2 separate regions of the Homo sapiens genome follow, and region 1 is linked to region 2. Evidence: chromatin loops called from intact Hi-C (ENCODE). Cell type or tissue: ascending aorta. All regions are shown on one strand. Links, peaks and the distances in the headings refer to the core of each region. The heading gives the core; the rest is flanking DNA. Region 1 has its middle 220 kb from the start of MIR744. Region 2 has its middle 140 kb from the start of LINC00670.

Region 1 (8,339 bases), core at 177-8,176, 110 kb before region 2:
GAGAGATCCTCAATTAGGTGTTAATGATTAATGTCTAATTTCCCTCACACCCTAGGGCAAACCTTTCTGCTTCCAAAAAATCTAGGATTGTAGAAGTGACAAATTTGATATCATAAGATCTTCCCATGACCATTCTCCGAACCCCTTCTGTGCTCCTCTAACTTACACCACAAGTTTCAACTTCCTAGATTCAAACCCAAGATACGCCAGAATCTTGGCCATTTTGTGTGTTTTCCTTTTTCTTTCTTTCTTTTTTTTTTTTTTGAGACGGAGTCTCGCTCTGTCACCCAGGCTGGAGTGCAGTGGTGTGATCTCGGCTCACTGCAACCTCTGCCTCCCGGGTTCAAGCAATTCTCCTGCCTTAGCCTCCCAAGTAGCTGAAAGTACAGGCTCATGCCATCACGCCCAACTTTTTTGTATTTTAATAGAGACGGGGTTTCACCATGTTGCTCAGGCTGGTCGCGAACTCCCGAGCTCAGGCAATCAGCCCCCCTCGGCCTCCCAAAGTGCTGGGATTACAGGCGTAATCCCACTGCACCCAGCCCATTTTGTGTTTTAACCATCATCTCTTCCCAGAACACTTACCCTCTAATATATGTCATTCATCCCTCTACCTGGATCACCTGTGTAACTCCTGCATATTCTTTAAGGGTCACTAAAAGGTCACCCTCTCGCTAGGACTCAGGCCCCCTTCTCAGACTCAGGTAAGTTCCTCTCCTATGCCTTCCTTTGGCGCTTGCTGTTTGTGTGTGTCTGTACACGTAATACATGGCAGCATAGAAAGTAAAGTCTTCCACCATCTAACTGTGATAGATACCATTTAAAGGTTAATGAAAAATATGCAATCATTTGTTCAGCATTTACTGGTTGGTTTGTTTCTGATATTTGCTTTAGGGGCAAGTAATAAAAAACCAGATTTCCTCTCTGTCCTCAGTGGATAGGGGAGAAAAGCCACATCCCCCACTCATCACAGGATCACAGGCATTCTATTGCCCAGTGCAGCCTAAACCACAACATATTGAAAATGAATTAATTGACCTAGTAAGTCAGGAACCTTTGTTAATTTCTTCGGCATCATTAATGCTTCCCTTCCTAGTCTTTAGTTTCTTGTAAAATGAGGGATCCCTAGATCCCTTTTAACTCTCGGAGTCTGAATTCTTGAATCACTCTTCTAGTTGTCCTCCACATCTAACATCTGGGCAGATTTCTGCACATTTTCCCTACTTATGGTAGAAAGGTTTTGCTGCTTCTGTACATGGCTTGGTCAAGGGTCTAAACTCAAACTACTCCGTTTAACATCGAAAGTGCCTTTCCTTTCCCAAATAGTGTGTGCTTTGGTGTTAAGCAAACCTAGATTTGAATTGTGTCTTTCACTGTAGTTAACTAGGTGACCTCAGGTGAGTTTCTTAATCTCTCTATGCCTCAGTTTCCTCATTGGCAAAATGGAGATAACTCCACACAAGTCACGGAGTTGTTGAAATTATCAAATAAGATAAAGCAAATCCTTAGTACGATACTTAGTACATGGGTAGTGCTTACTAAATGTCAGCTTTTTATTAATTATTGTGACCCCTCACTTATTCACTTGATATGAAACAATGGCTTTATTAGTAGTATAACTGTGTCATGTAAAAATATTTTAGCATAAATATTGTGATATGTAAGAGTGAGTTATTTCTATTTGACTTCTTAGGGGCTATTAGCCTGTGAAATATTCTAGTATGAATTAATACTAGGTTTGTCAAATTACTATAAAAATAGAAGTAGTTTTAGAGTGATGATATTAATGGTGTTTAAGTTATATGATTAAGGAGAAGCAGTACAACAGTGTCCACCAATCTTGCACAAATAAGGTAGAAGGAACTAGCTAACTCTGAAGTCTATGCCAGTCCTGCCAGTTGTGCAGCACTGGCCCTACACCTGTCTATATCAATGGCGGCCCTGCTACCTTCCCTGCCTACCTGGGCCTGTGAACACTTCTTCATCCTCTTCCAAGGGAGCTTGTTCTGCAAGGGACTGGTTGGGGGCACCTGAGACTGCCTTTCCCAAGCTACGGAAACTTACGGTTTATGCCTGCTTGCTAATAGAGATGTCACATTTTGTCTGAGACTTGATTAGAACTGGTAGTAAGGTTGCAGGGAATGGAAAGATTATATCACTTTCTCCAACCACCAGCCTGTATAACAAGGATCTATCATCCCTGGATGCCAGATTGGCTTAGATTGGTTGCTTCACCAAGCGTTTCCCCCATACCTTGCCCAGCACTTGCTAATTCTTTTCTCAACCAGTTCTTTTGGTTCTCACCTTTCTTAAGTCTTAGGTGGAAATTTTAGCTTACATAAGTTTTCTTTATTTGCTCTATAAATAGCCAAGTATCATACTGATGGGAGGTACCTTATGCTGTCATTAAAATTAAGAGCTTAATAATTTTTGAAAACCATACTGCAGATATTACACATGATTTACTGACTTTAAAATTAATAAAAGTAATATTTACACTATACATTTGTTGGAAATACCAAGATTCCATGTTGCATTTAAAAAAATTCTATTATAGTAGAAATAAAAAGAAGAGATTTCCCCCCCCACCTTGTAAGGATCTGTTTGAATTAATTGTAACTCATAAATAAATGCTATTTCTTACCTCAAACAGGTAAACAAATATAGAATGAGGGATAATGAAAATATAACAAGCAACCATTGTACAGTAGTTAAAGTAGAATTTCACAGGAAAGTTTCTTGTAAACAAACTACTGAATTTTATGATGACAAGACACAGAATAAAGTATAAATATGGCAAGAAAGAGCCTTCACAGGACTTGGCTTACTGTTTAAATTCTTTGTAAGTTCAAGGTGAATGTCTTGCCTTTACCATTATCTATGTAACAAGGCAAAATGGCTCAGTACGTTATATTTTCGGAGCTTCATGCCAAAATAGCTCCACCTTTCTCAATCTTCTGGTATTATAAATTTGGTGGCCTTTGGCATCAATTTTAACTTTAATGGTGCTAAGTTAAAGAATTTGTATCCTGTAACTTAACGGTCTATATTTTTCAGTAACAAAGTGCATTTTACAAAGTAATGTCCATCTTCCACGTTCCTCCTCTTCCCTACCCCCATCTCCTACTCCAAGTGAGGCTTCCCAAACCTCCCTGGGAGCAGGGGCTGAGACCAGGGTAGTTTTTTCCTCTATGTGTTTATAAACTTTGCATTCTCTTGCCTGTTGTGGAAGTCACAATTTCGAGCACTGACTGTTTCTGGGTCTTCTCATTTTCATACCTATACTGCTACTTTCCTCAAGGGAAATAGGAGTGTGTAGAAAGGAGGGCACCAAGATGACTATTTCAAGATTTTCTCCTGCAATGCACCTCGTCTCATGTAATCCTCATAACCACAATGGGTGTGGCATATTACCCAGTATTATCTGCATTTCATAGCTGAAGATGCTGAGGTTCAGAGAAGCTGCATGGCCTACATAACAGTGACAATATTCACTCCTACCACAATTTTCTTCCATATACACATTGCACAGGAGCCAGCAAGCCAGGCCCAGCGTGAGCCTCCGTCTTCAGTTTCTGAATCCCATGCATCTTTATTCTATCTCACCGCAGAAATGAATCAGAGAAGGTGTGATGGTTAATACTGATGTCAGCTTGACTGGATTGAAGGATACAAAGTATTGATCCTGGCTGTGCCTGTGAGGGCGTTGCCAAAGGAGATTAACATTTGATCAGTTGGCTGGGAAATGCAGACCCACCCTGGGTCTGGGTGGGCACAATCTAATCAGCTGCCAGCACAGCTAGAATATAAAAAGGCAGAAAAATGTGAAAAGAGAGACTGGCCTAGTTTCCCAGCCTACATCTTTCTCCCGTGCTCATGCTTCCTGCCCTCGAACGTCGGACTCCAGGTTCTTCAGTTTTGGAACTCGGACTGGCTCTCCTTGCTCCTCAGCCTGCAGACGGCTGGGACCTTGTGATCCTGTGAGTTAATAATAAACATATATATATATATATATATATATCTCCCATTAGTTCTGTCCCTCTAGAGAACCTGACTAATACAGAATGGCACACTGTGGAATGGGGATTTTTACCAGAAGCTAGGATCCACCGATCTTCTATGACCGGGGAGCCATGTAAATGCCATTTGGGAAAACATATATCTACTCGGGAGGCTGAGGCAGGAGAATGGCGTGAACCCGGGAGGCGGAGCTTGCAGTGAGCCGAGATCGCACCACTGCACTTCAGCCTGGGCGACAGAGTGAGACGCCATCTCAAAACAAACAAACAAAGAACGTGAACAACGGATACAACAAATCACCAAAAGGATCAGGGAATCTAGACACAGACTAGAAATTTATTTCACGTGAAGCCCAGCTAATATCATGGTGATAGCTCTCAGACTTCAGGGGAGGATGAGTTTTCGGAGGCTCTTTCTTCAAGGCCCTCCCTGTTAGCCTCTCCGTTTTGCAGCCTTCCCCATCCTTCTCTTTCTCCTTATGTTTCTGAAGCCTGCTATTCTAGCGTCTTTGCCTTTGCTAGTCAGCAAGCCCAGGATTTTGTTTTTTCAAGCGTCTAGTATTTTTGATCGTCATCACAAACTCTTCCAGGGCTCTGAATACAACGTTTTAAAATAGCCTCCAGCATCCCTGGGGGTTATTAACTGACAGTGTGACAGTTTAGTCACCCTGCACCCCTCCCCATGCCTACAAATTTTTTCACAGTTCTATTTTCAAACAATAAATAACTATGTGGTGAGCATCTTTCCTGTAGTATCCTATTCCATGGAGAGGCTGTAGATATGTCTGTCTTTTGGGCAAGCTGGGAAGAAAGTGGGCTGAGGTAATTGAGTTTAAAATGAGTTGGCTGCGGTCTTTTTTTTTAATTGTAGTAAAACGTGTAGCATAAAATTGACCATTTTCATAATTTATTTTTTAAATTTTTATATTTTTGGAGACGAGTCTTGCTCTGTCGCCCAGGCTGGAGTGCAGTGGCGTGATCTCGGCTCACTGCAAGCTCCGCCTCCCGGGTCACGCCATTCTCCTTCTCGGTCTCCAGAGTAGCTGGGACTACAGGCGCCTGCCACTACGCCCGGCAAATTTTTTTGTATTTTTAGTAGAGACGGGGTTTCACCATGTTAGCCAGGATGGTCTCGATCTCCTTACCTTGTGATCCGCCTGCCTCGGCCTCCCAAAGTGCTGGGATTACAGGCGTGAGCCACTGGCCTGGCCCATTTTCATCATTTTTAAGGGTGCAGTTCAGAGGCATGAAGTTCATTCACATTGTCTGGCAACCATCACCACCATCCATCTTCAGATCTCCAGAGTAAGTTGTGTTTTAGGAGGGCCTGGCCCCCTGAGATAAAAAGTGGGACTGAATTAGTCTGCTAAAGTTCCCATAACAAAATACCACAGACTGTGTGGCTTAAACAACAGCCATTTATTTCTCACAGTTCTGGAGGCTGGGAAGTCCAAGATCAAGGTGTGAGCAAGGTAGATTTCATCCTGAAGCTCCTTCTCTTGGCTTGTAGGCTGCGCCATCTTGCTGTGTGTTCCTATCATCTCCTTTTTTGTGTGCCTGTGAAGAGAAGCAGCAAGTTCTCTGGTGTCTCTTCTGATAAGGGCACCAGTCCCATCACATGAGGGCCCCATCCTCATAACCTCAATTAACCCTAATTACCTCCCTGAAGCCCCATCTCCAAATACCATCAGATTTGAGGAACTGGAGGTTAGGAATTCAACAAACGAATTTTGGGGAGACATAAACATTCAGGCCCTAACAGTGATTTATCTGATGATTATGAAGGACTCATTAGAAACCACTGGGACTGGCAGAGTCCCAATGACGTTGACAGAAAAACATTGCATAACTAGGAATGGAGCTGTTCCAGGGGAGAAGAAGTAGACCAGCAGGTGTTGGGAAAGAAACAGTTGAGAAGCACAGGCAGCCCCTCAATCCACACTGGTCCTTCTGAAAGACATGGAATAAATAAAGCACCCAGCAAATTAAGAGTCAGCCGATGCTCTGTGGGGACACTAAAGTGGCCATGTGTAGACTACATCACATTTTAGTGCCCAGATGCTGAAAGCTTCTCTGCTGAAAATTGACCCAGAGAAGGAAAAATAGGGAATCCACAACAAAATATGACTAGAAGTCAAACAGTAATTTTGCAAGCATGAATTTAATAAGAAACACAGAGCACTTATTATATTGTAGATTTCCATTTTTTTAATGCTTTTTGAAGTTTCTATTATTTAGTATAATAGTATACTCAGATTTAACTATTGTTTGGGCATATATCCACCCAAACATCTTTGTTTATTTATATTTTTGGCAGCTGTTTTCATGCATTACTTTATATTTAATACATGTACATGGCACATAATTCCAAAGGTACAAAAGGGTACACAGCAAAATATAACACTCCTTTCCATCCTGACCCTCCAGCCACCCAAAGACAGCTCTTATTTCCAGCTTCTTATGTGTGCTTTGTGTGTGTGTGTGTACATGCACGTGCATAAGGAAAATTTTTACCCAAATAGCACATGATATTACCCAAATATACACATGGTTCTGCACCTTGCTTGTTACCCTGTTATATCTTGGAATTCATTTCATATCAATATGTATACAACTGCTTCATTTTCTGAAACAGCTTTAGAGTATTCCATTGTTTGTATGAACCAGAATTTATTTTTTTTTGGGTCTCTTTTGTTTATTGTCTGCCCCTCACCAAAGGTTTCTTCCATGAAAAGAGGAAGGATTTTGTTGTGCTTCCTGCTGTATCTTTAGCAATTATAACAATGCCTGATAAACACATAAATATTTGTACTCTGGGGTGTTGACTGACTACATAATTTCACACCTGAGTAATTTGAATTGCTGGAACGAGGGGAATGTGTAGTTGTCATTGTGTTAGGATCCATACTGCCCTCCATGGAGGCTGTACCAATGTATTCTACCACCACTAAGGTTGGAGTATATCTGTTTTCCCACACCTGTGCCAATACCTATGGTAACACCCATGCCTACCAACATAGCATGCTGCCAAGGTTCATTTTTTCCTGTCTGATAGAGGAGAAATGGTATCTTAAGATTTTATATTTCTGCATTTATTTTTCTTTATGTTTTTGCATTTTTTATTATAATTGAGTTGCACATGTTTAAAAGCATTTGTATTTTCTCATCCATGATTTGTGTGTGTCGTTCATTGAGAAAGGGATTTCTCCCTTTGTCTGAGACATGTTTCAACAGTTTTGCCCCAGCATGTCATGTCATTTGAGGTTGCCTGTAGCCCCATTCAGAACTTCTGACATGTATGTTTTAGAGCTTTTCATTTTGATGAAGTCAAATTTATCAATCTTTTCTTTTGGGGCTTCTTGGCTTTTGGGAGGGGGATGGTCATAATTAGAAAAGTCTTTCTCAGTGTAGGATTATTTAAAAAAATGTTCGCATGTGTTCTTTAGTACTTTTTCTAGTTTGTCAAAGTTTAAATCTGTGATACCTAAATTTATTTTAGTATTGGGAGTGAGGTAGGGATCTTTTTTCTCTTTCCCTAATTGGTTATGAATACCACTTGGTGAATGGCCAGTTTTCTTTTTCACTGACTTGTTGTGTTATCTTTATTATTTATGAAACTCCCAAATATTTGGGGGTTTATTGGTGGACTCCTTTATATTTTCCATTGATTTATTGTCTATTCAATCATGAGTGTCACATCATTGCAATTACTGCAGCTTTTAATATTTTTTCAGTGTGGTAGTACTGGCTCCCATTTTTCCTTATTTCATAAATGCCCCAAATATCATTGGATGTTTATTTATCTATATACATTTTAGAATAAATTTCTCTATTGTTTTGAAAACCTATTTGTAACATCTGCAATTACTATAGATTAGAAATATTTGAAATCTTTATAATATTTAGTATTCTTATTCAATAACTTTCTTTTTTAATGGAAATTTAATTTATTGTAGAGGTGACATTACTAATCATTAGGAAAAGTGATGGGTGACAGAATATGTGAAGCTGGTACAATTGCTTATCCCTGTAAAATTAAGTTTATTATCTCACATTATAGATAAAATAAATGTCTTCCTGGGGCATTAAAATATAAATGTTAAGAGCAAAACTTTAAAAATTTGAGACTAAAATGTAAGAGAATATCTTTATGATATCAAAATAGGAAAGGGTTTCTTTTTTTTTAAAGTTCAGATCTCCTTTTTTATTATTATTATTAAAGTTTTAGGGTACATGTGCACAATGTGCAGGTTAGTTACATATGCATACATGTGCCATGCTGGTGTGCTGCACCCATTAACTCATCATTTAGCATTAGGT
Region 2 (8,339 bases), core at 98-8,097:
CAGGTAATTTTTTTTTGTGTTTTAGTAGAAACAGGGTTTCACCGTGTTGCTCAGGCTGGTCTTGAACTCCTGAGCTCAGGTGATCCGCCCTCCTAGGCCTCCCAAAGCGCTAAGATTACAAGCATGAGCCGCAGCGCCCGGCTGACCTCTTTTTTTTCTTTGAAAGATTCCATGTACAAGTGAGATCATGCAATATCTTTCTTTCTGTGTCTGGCTTATTTCACTTAGCATAATGTTCTCTAGGTCCATCCATGTTGTGGCAAATGGCAGGGTCTCTTCTTTAAAGGCTGAAAAATGTTCCATTGCATATATATCTATATATACCACATTTTCTTGATCCATTCACCTGTCAATGGAATCTTAGATTGTTTTCATATCTTGGCTATTGTAATAATGCTGTAAGGAACATGGGACGCAGATATCTTTACAAGGCGGTGGTTTCATCTTAGACACTATTCACCCACTTCTTAATCCTCTCTGCCCTGACCACCCTGCCCGAATTACTTCCTAAAAGGGCTCACGTCAGCTACTTGCCTGGCAAATACAATACCTATTTTTTATTCCTTGGTCCTCTTTGCAGCATTTGATATTATTACATGTTGTTGTCCATTGTATTCACCATGTCTATTTTCTGGTTTTTGGTGCTTTGATATCTGTGGCTTGCTGAGCCTGGATGATGCTTCCTTCCAGGACTTGCCAATCCCTAGAGATAGAATATAATTTTCCCTGCAGCATGCCTTTCAATTCCAACCACCTCCTCTCCAGAAACCTCAGACTCAGGGCCAATATTCCCCTCTCCTAACCATCCCCGGGCCAGGTCCCAGACATCTGGGGATGGCCCCTACGCCCCAGAGTTCACTGAAGTTATTCAAACCACCAAATCCTAAACCTGCTCACCTTACCTCGCCCATTTCCCGATGGAAACCACAAGGAAGGAAGGCTCCTGCCCACATGCCCCCCTGTCCCTCTGCCTCCTGACCAGCCCTGGTACTTCTCCTTGTGGTCTTACGTCGAGTGTAGTGCTCTTGTTTCTAGGGATCTGTGAGTATAAAATTGTCTTCCTTTCCATGTCTGCATGTCTTACCATACCTAACTGAAACAGATCCCAGGTACTTAAAATATATCTACTCTTATTTTTGGAAAGTATCAGCTTCCTTGCCTTTGGAACCACTCTCTCTTTGACTTATTTCATTTTTTGCATTTTTCTGTTTTTGTTTCTGATTTACTTATTGCAGCTCTAGAATCAGAGTCATCCCTACAAACTAAGGGATTTCTCACTGTGAGATGAAGAGGATGGTAAGTTAAAAAAAAAAAAAAAAAAAGGCAGGACCGGGCATGGCGGCTCACGCCTGTAATCCCAGTACTTTGGGAGGTTGAGGTGAGCGGATCACAAGGTCAGGAGTTAGAGACCAGCCTGGCCAGCATGGTGAAACCCCGTCTCTACTAAAAGTACAAGAAATTAGCTGGGCATGGTGATGCGCACCTGCCCGGCTACTTGGGAGGCTGAGGCAGGAGAATAGCTTGAACCCAGCAGGTGGAGGTTGCAGTGAGCCAAGATCGTGCCACTGCACTCCAGCTTGGGCGACACAGCAAGACGCCATCTCAAAAAAAAAAAAAAAAAAAAAAAAAAGGTTTTGTGTTTGTTTTCCTTAAAGGGAATAGGGAGAAAGAGTTTAGGGAAGACAAAGTTTAGAACAAACTCTCATAACACATGCATTGAACATGCACTCCTGTAAGAAGAAATCGGAAAGCATCTTTATTTTAACTCTCACCGTCCCTTTAAAGTTGTGCTTGCCTTTGGATGAAAATGGCAAGACCCAGGGTTGTGCACTGTGATTCTCATGCTAATCTGAATTCAGTTATTAGAATGGCCAATTCCATGTAGTCACCAAAACTCCAAACCTGACTTAGCATTGTCTTTCCCGCCTCCCCCCACCCTCTTTTCTAAGAATGGCTTCAGTCGACTCGACCACCTGCTGCCTGGGAGGAAGGTTGTAGTCAACTTTTTCTTTCTTTCTGGTTGATCTCTACCAGCATCCTGCTAACTTTAGCATTCGTTCCTTCCAGGGCTGGAACACAGGAAGAGAGGAAGAGAGAAGTACTGTGATTTCTCGCTTGACTGATATTGTCACAAGATGGCTTTGCTCTCGTCCTGAGAAGGACAAAAGCTGGCTCTTGCTCCAAAGAGGGCATCTGTGGCTCTGCAGAGATGCTGCTGCTGTGGGGCCTTGCTAACTTCAAACCCTGGACGTCTCTTTTGGCTGTCCCTCTGGGGGACACCCTCAGCCCCTGGATTTCTGGTTGTCCTCTCTGCACAACATTTACTCTGTGGAACTCTTTCAGGCAGTCTTCTAGTGCAGGATTTAAAATAGCTCTAGGACAGCATTCTTTGTTGTTGTTGTTGTTACATGAATAAGTTCTTTAGTGTTGATTTTTTTTTTTTTTTTGAGATGAAGTCTCGCATTGTTGCCTGGGCTGGAGTGTAATGGCACGATCTCGGCTCACTGCAAACTCCGCCTCCCAGGTTCAAGCGATTCTCCTGCCTCAGCCTCCTGAGTAGCTAGGATTACAAGTGCCCGCCACCATGCCCAGCTAATTTTTTGAATTTTTTTTTTTTTTTTTGGAAATGGAGTCTCGCTCTGTCACCCAGGCTGGAGTGCAGTGGCGCAATCTCAGCTCACTGCAACCTCCGCTTCCTGGGTTCAAGCAATTCTCCTGCCTCAGCCTCCTGAGTAGCTGGGACTACAGCTTCATGCCACCACACCCAGCTAATTTTTTTGTATTTTAGTAGAGACGGAGTTTCACTGTGTTGCCCAGGCTGGTCTTGAACTCCTGAACTCAGACAATCCGCCTTCCTCAACCTCCCAAAGTGCTGGGATTACAGGCATGAGCCACCGCGCCCGGTCTTTAGTGGTGATTTCTGAGATTTTGGTGTACCCATCACCTGAGCAGGGTACACTTTACCCAAAGTGTAATCTTTTATCCCTCACCCGCCTCCCACTCTTGCCCTCAAGTACCCAAAGTCCACTGTATCATTCTTATGCCTTTGCATCCCCATAGCTTAGCTCCTACTTGTGAGTGAGAACATACGATGTTTGGTTTTCCATTCCAGAGTACTTCACTTAGAATAATTGTCTCCAATTCCCTCCAAGTTGCTGCAAGTGCCATGATTTTTTTCTAGGACAGCATTCTTATTTAAGACCTATAGGTGATCCCTTTCCTTTGGGGAGAAGCCCAGTCACTTCTAGATGTTGACCTCGCCACTGCTGCCACTCGCCGCTTTGCCTTTCCCTGTGTGATTCTGGGCCGTGGTGCTGCCTACCTACAGGAAGTACATCTTAAACCCGGTCAGGAGGTTTGAGGCTGGTCAGGAGGCAGAGGGACAGGGGGGCATATGGGCAGGAGCCTGCCTTTCTTGTGGTTTCCGTCGGGAAATGGGCTAGGTAGGGTGAGCAGGTTTAGGATTTCGTGGTTTGAATAATTTCAGTGGACTCTGGGGCGTAGGGGCCATCCCCAGATGTCTGGGACCTGGCCCTGGGATGGTTAGGAGAGGGGAATGTTGGCCCTGAGTTTGAGGTTTCTGGAGAGGAGGTGGTTGGAATTGAAAAGCATGCTGCGAAAAGTTAACCATTTCGCCCTCTCTCACTAGGCTTGTGTTTAGAAGGAAGCGCCACCCACAGGTGCCCTCTTGGTGGGCAATGAACTTCAACAGAAAGACATTTCTTTCTCAGGAAATATTTTTCCATTTCTTTGGAGAAGAGCTTTGGAAATGCTCCCCCTGGAACATTCCTGGGTATCTTTTCTATCTCCTCCAAGTTCCACAATCAAAACTTCCACTCTAGCATCACATAACACATTTTTTAAGAGTTAAGGAAAAGTAAGAAGAATTCTTCAATGATTTTAGTATACCTAGGTTTTTAATGATCTTCATTTAAACGATGTCACTACAAATATTTAAAGTTATATATGCAAGACAGGCATTAAGTATGATGTTTCTCCTTACAAATGTAAAGAAAAATCAGGCTAGACTCTCTAACACTTGGTTTTCTATGCCTGTGTAAAATCTCTCTGTTTGGACAAAGCCATGATCTATATCAGCGGTCCTCAAACCTGGCAGTACATCAAATATAACCTGAGGGACTTATTTAAAATTCAGATGTCAGGCTCTATTCCAGACCTACTAAATCAGCCTCCAGGCCATTGGTGTTCTTATCAAACTGCACTTTTGATGCTCTTGCACAAGTAAGTTCAACGATCTCCTGGTGGTGGCTGGTCAGAAATACTAATGCCACCTTGAAAGACGTACACAGCCCCTGATGGGCAAGTCTCGTGAACTCAAACTTAAAAATTTCAGTCTCCCCAGTAGTTCTATTGGGAGTAAATTCCAGCAAAGTCTTATTTGTATTTATTTGTCAAGAGGGCTTCTCTATCTCTGCTCCTGAATAGTGAAACCCCACCTCCAGGTCTACTAGTCAGCGCTCTGTTGAGTCCATTGTTATGGAATGTCCCTGTTTAACAGGGTTGCTAGGAAAGCCTGACTCACAACCTTCAACCCCATGGTTTCTATGTTCCGATGCTAAGTCCTTTATTAACCAGTTTATCCACTTGTTCTTTACTAGGCTTGACTCCTTGGGTCTCTGCTGCCAACTCTCTTGTTTTGTGTCTTGGTAGTCTTGGGGATTTTAAACATTTCACTCTTTTCTCTTACTCCTTAATCAGAGAATGGAAGTTCTCCATGGCTGTCATCAGTAACCTCTGGGTATGAAAAATTACATCAAAAGTTCCTGGCCATTCAAATGTTTTCCTGGTCTGCTATTTTGATTTTGTCTTCTACCAGTGGTAAAAAGCTTTCTGTCCTAATTCACAGTTTCAGCTTTGATGCTGAGAGTTATTTGGGAAATGCTAAGAGAGGTAGGTGGTGATGGCTAAGGTAGAAGACATGTGGCGGGGAGGTTCTAGGATGTTAGTCAGAATTTATAGCTCTCCCCTTCATCACTCTAAAATCTAGACAACTGAAATCATTCTGACTCTTCTCTCTGCTTCCAATCTCCCTCAGGCTTCACCTCCTTTTACTTTCTTAGTCACACAGCTACTAGAGTTACTCTTATAATTGAGATCACCCCAGCCTAATTCTTCCCTACCTCACCCCATTCTTCATGGTTTCCTGTGATCCACAGATTGAAGTCCAGAATGGCTTGGTGCTTTGGGGGCATTTCCAGTTTTGACTTCCATTTCTCTCAGCTATAATCCTAAATTTTTCAACTTTCTCATGATCCTCCAAATATGTTGTCTTAGCCTATTCTAGCTGCTATAACAAAAGTATCATAGACTGGGTAACTTAAACAGCAAACATTTCTTTCCCACGGTTCTGAAGGCTGAGGAGTCCAGGATTGAGGCTGCAGGTGATTTGGTGTCTGGTGAGGACCTGCTTCCTTGTTCACAGATGACCCACTGTCTTCTCACTGTGTCCTCACATGGTGGAAGGGGACAATGAGCTCCCTAAGTCCTCCTTTTTTTTTTTTTGGAGATAGAGTCTCACTCTGCTGCCCAGGCTGGAGTGCAATGGCATGATCTCGGCTCACTGAAACCTCCACCTCCCAGATCCAAGCAATTCTCTTGCCTCAGCTTCCCAAGTAGCTGGGATTACAGGTACCCACCAACACACCTGGCTAATTTTTCTGTATTTTTAATAGAGACGGGGTTTTGCCATGTTGGCTAAGCTGGTCTCAAACTCCTGACCTCAGGTGATCCACCCACCTCAACCTCCCAAAGGGCTGGGATTACAGGCATGAGCCACCGCATTCAGCCCTCAGTCCTCTTTTACAAGGACGTTAGCTCCATTCATGAGGGTTTGACCCACATGATGGAACCACTTCCCAAAGCCCCACCTCCAAATACCATTGCACTGGGAGTTAGGAACTAAATGAATTTAGAGAAGACACAAACATTTAGTGCATAACATATTTCATGCCCTTTCTTGTAAACATGATTTTCCCCTTGATGTTTTTCTGGCTGAAATTGGGAAAGAAAATAGAACTCATTTGTTGAGTCGCTACCACACTCCAGGCACTGCAACACATATCTTTACATATACATCATTCGTTTCTCACAGTAACCCTCTAAAATAGTTACTTGCAGCCCTATTTTATAAATAGGGAAACAGATGATTTAAAATATCTCATCCAGAATTGCATAATTATAAGGCTCAAGCTGGAATGAACCTGCATCTGTCAATGCCAAGGGCCACCTATTCACCCTATGCCTTCCTAATATCAATTCTTCCCAAGCTGGGCTTCCATGTCACTTTTTCCATGAATTCTCTTTCAATTTCTTCCCAGTTCATTGCTCTCATTCCCTAATTCGTAAGTAAGTATGTGTTGAGAATGTACTTTATGCCAGACACTGTGCTGGTTCCTAGGGGTAGAGGCATGAATGAGACAGAGTGGATTTCTGCCCTCCAGGAGCTTACATTCTCCTGGGGGAAATAAAGAATAAACAAGCAAACAAAGGACTAAAAAGATAAAGAATGTGTAAGTACTGTAAAAGTGATAAATAAGGCAATAGCAGACAAGAGTATCTGGGAGGGATCTATTTAACATATAAAGGATTAGAAAAGGTCTCTAAGACCTGGTATTTGAACTGTGACTTGGAAAATATGACAGAGCCAACTAAATAAGGTGCTGGAGAATGAGCACACCATGCAGCGAGAGAAGCAAGTGCAAAGGACCTGGGGCAGGAAATAGCTTTGCACATTTGATCAGCAGTTTTTCTGGGCCATTTGTGAGTGGTAGAAGATTAGCTTGAAAATTAGTAGGCACTTGGTCATGTAGAGCCATGAGGACACTTTGAGTTTTATTCTAAAAGCAATGTTAAACTTTTGAAGGATTTAAAAAATGGCTTTATGGAGGTATAATTGACATGCAATAAACAACATATTTGAAATACACAATTTGATATGTTTTGACATATTGTGTTAGGCTATTCTTGCATTGCTGTAAGTAAATACCTTAGGCTGGGTAGTGTATAAAGAAAACATGTTTATTTGGCCCACAGTTCTGCATGCCTTACATGAAGAATGGTGCTGGCATCTGCTTCTGGTGGGGCCTCAGGAAGCTTGCAATCATGGCGGAAGGGGACAGGGAACCAGTATGTCACACAGTGAGAGCGGGAGCAAGAGAGAGAGGGAGGAGGTCCCAGACTCTTTAAACAACCAGATCTCACATGTAGTAACTGAGTAAGAACTCACTCATCACCCAGGAGATGGTGCTAGGCCATTCATGAGGGTTCCACCTCCATGATCCGATCACCTCCCACGAGGCCTCACCTCCAACATTATGAATCACATTTCAACCTGCGATTTGGAGAGGACAGACATGCAAATCATCTCACACCATGAGATGACACCAAATTATACCCCCGTGAAATTATCATCATGATCAAGATAATGAGCATATCCATCATTCCCAAAAGTTTTGTCATGGTCCTCAAAACCCCACTCAAAACCCTACCTGACCCCAGCTCCAGGCAACCACTGATTTGCTTCATGTCCCTGTAAATTAGTTTCTATTTTCCAGAATCTTATGTAAATGAAATCATAAAGTATGTACTTGTGTAAGTGTGTGTGGCTTGTAGGTTTTCATAGATTCCTTTTATCAGGCTAAGCTCTCTTCTATTCTTAGTTTGCTGAGTGTTTTCATCAGGAATGGGTGCTGTATTTTATCAAGTGCTTGTTCTCTATCTTTGCAGATGATCATCTTGCTTTTTTTTTTTCTTTTTAAGACTATTAGTTGATTGTTTGGAATGTTAAACTAAACTTACATGCCTGGAATAATCCCTACTTGATCATGATTTATTATGCTTTTTATATATTGTTGAATTGAATTTGCTAAGATTTTGTTTAGAAAATTTGCATGTATGTGGTTTTTTTATTCTTGTAATATCTTTGCCTGGATTTGATGTCAAAGTAATGCTGGCCTCATAAAATGGGTTGGGAAGCATTCCTTCTCTTCCCTATTCTTTAAAAGTTTATTCTAACTGGTATTATTTCTTATTAATGTTTGGGAGACTTCACTAGGGAAGCTGCCTGAGGCTGGAGGGTTTTTTGTTAGAAGGTTTTAAACTACAAATTCAACTTTAAAAAATAGATACAGGATTATCTATTCAGGTTCTCTTTCTCTTCTTAAGCAAACATTAGTTATATGTTTTTCAGGGAATTTGCCTATTTTTCTAAGTTCTCAAATTTATTGCCATAAGGTGGTTCACAATAAGCATTTATCATCCTTTTACTTTCTGTATAATTTTTAGTGAGGTCTCATTTTTACTGATCTCTCATTTCTAAT

Evidence for each region. Hi-C counts contacts between places; a loop is a spot of excess contacts. Peaks named below come from ENCODE experiments on the same cell type or tissue, not always from the same donor. Only the 100,000 strongest peaks of a DNase experiment are listed, where the experiment ranks them.
Region 1: it touches region 2 in a loop (2.3-fold over the local background); 1 of 110 quality-filtered maps calls a loop at or near these places.

The regions. Positions count from the first base shown.
Region 1 is chr17:12,297,083-12,305,421 of GRCh38, forward strand. No RefSeq gene overlaps it. Among named protein-coding and RNA genes, the nearest start is that of MIR744, 220 kb to the left of the region's middle. In ascending aorta, for the core only: no CTCF peak of the experiment used is centred there; DNase peaks (open chromatin) are centred at 4,640 and 5,894; H3K27ac peaks cover 3,224 bases.
Region 2 is chr17:12,410,720-12,419,058 of GRCh38, forward strand. No RefSeq gene overlaps it. Among named protein-coding and RNA genes, the nearest start is that of LINC00670, 140 kb to the right of the region's middle. In ascending aorta, for the core only: no CTCF peak of the experiment used is centred there; a DNase peak (open chromatin) is centred at 4,552; H3K27ac peaks cover 955 bases.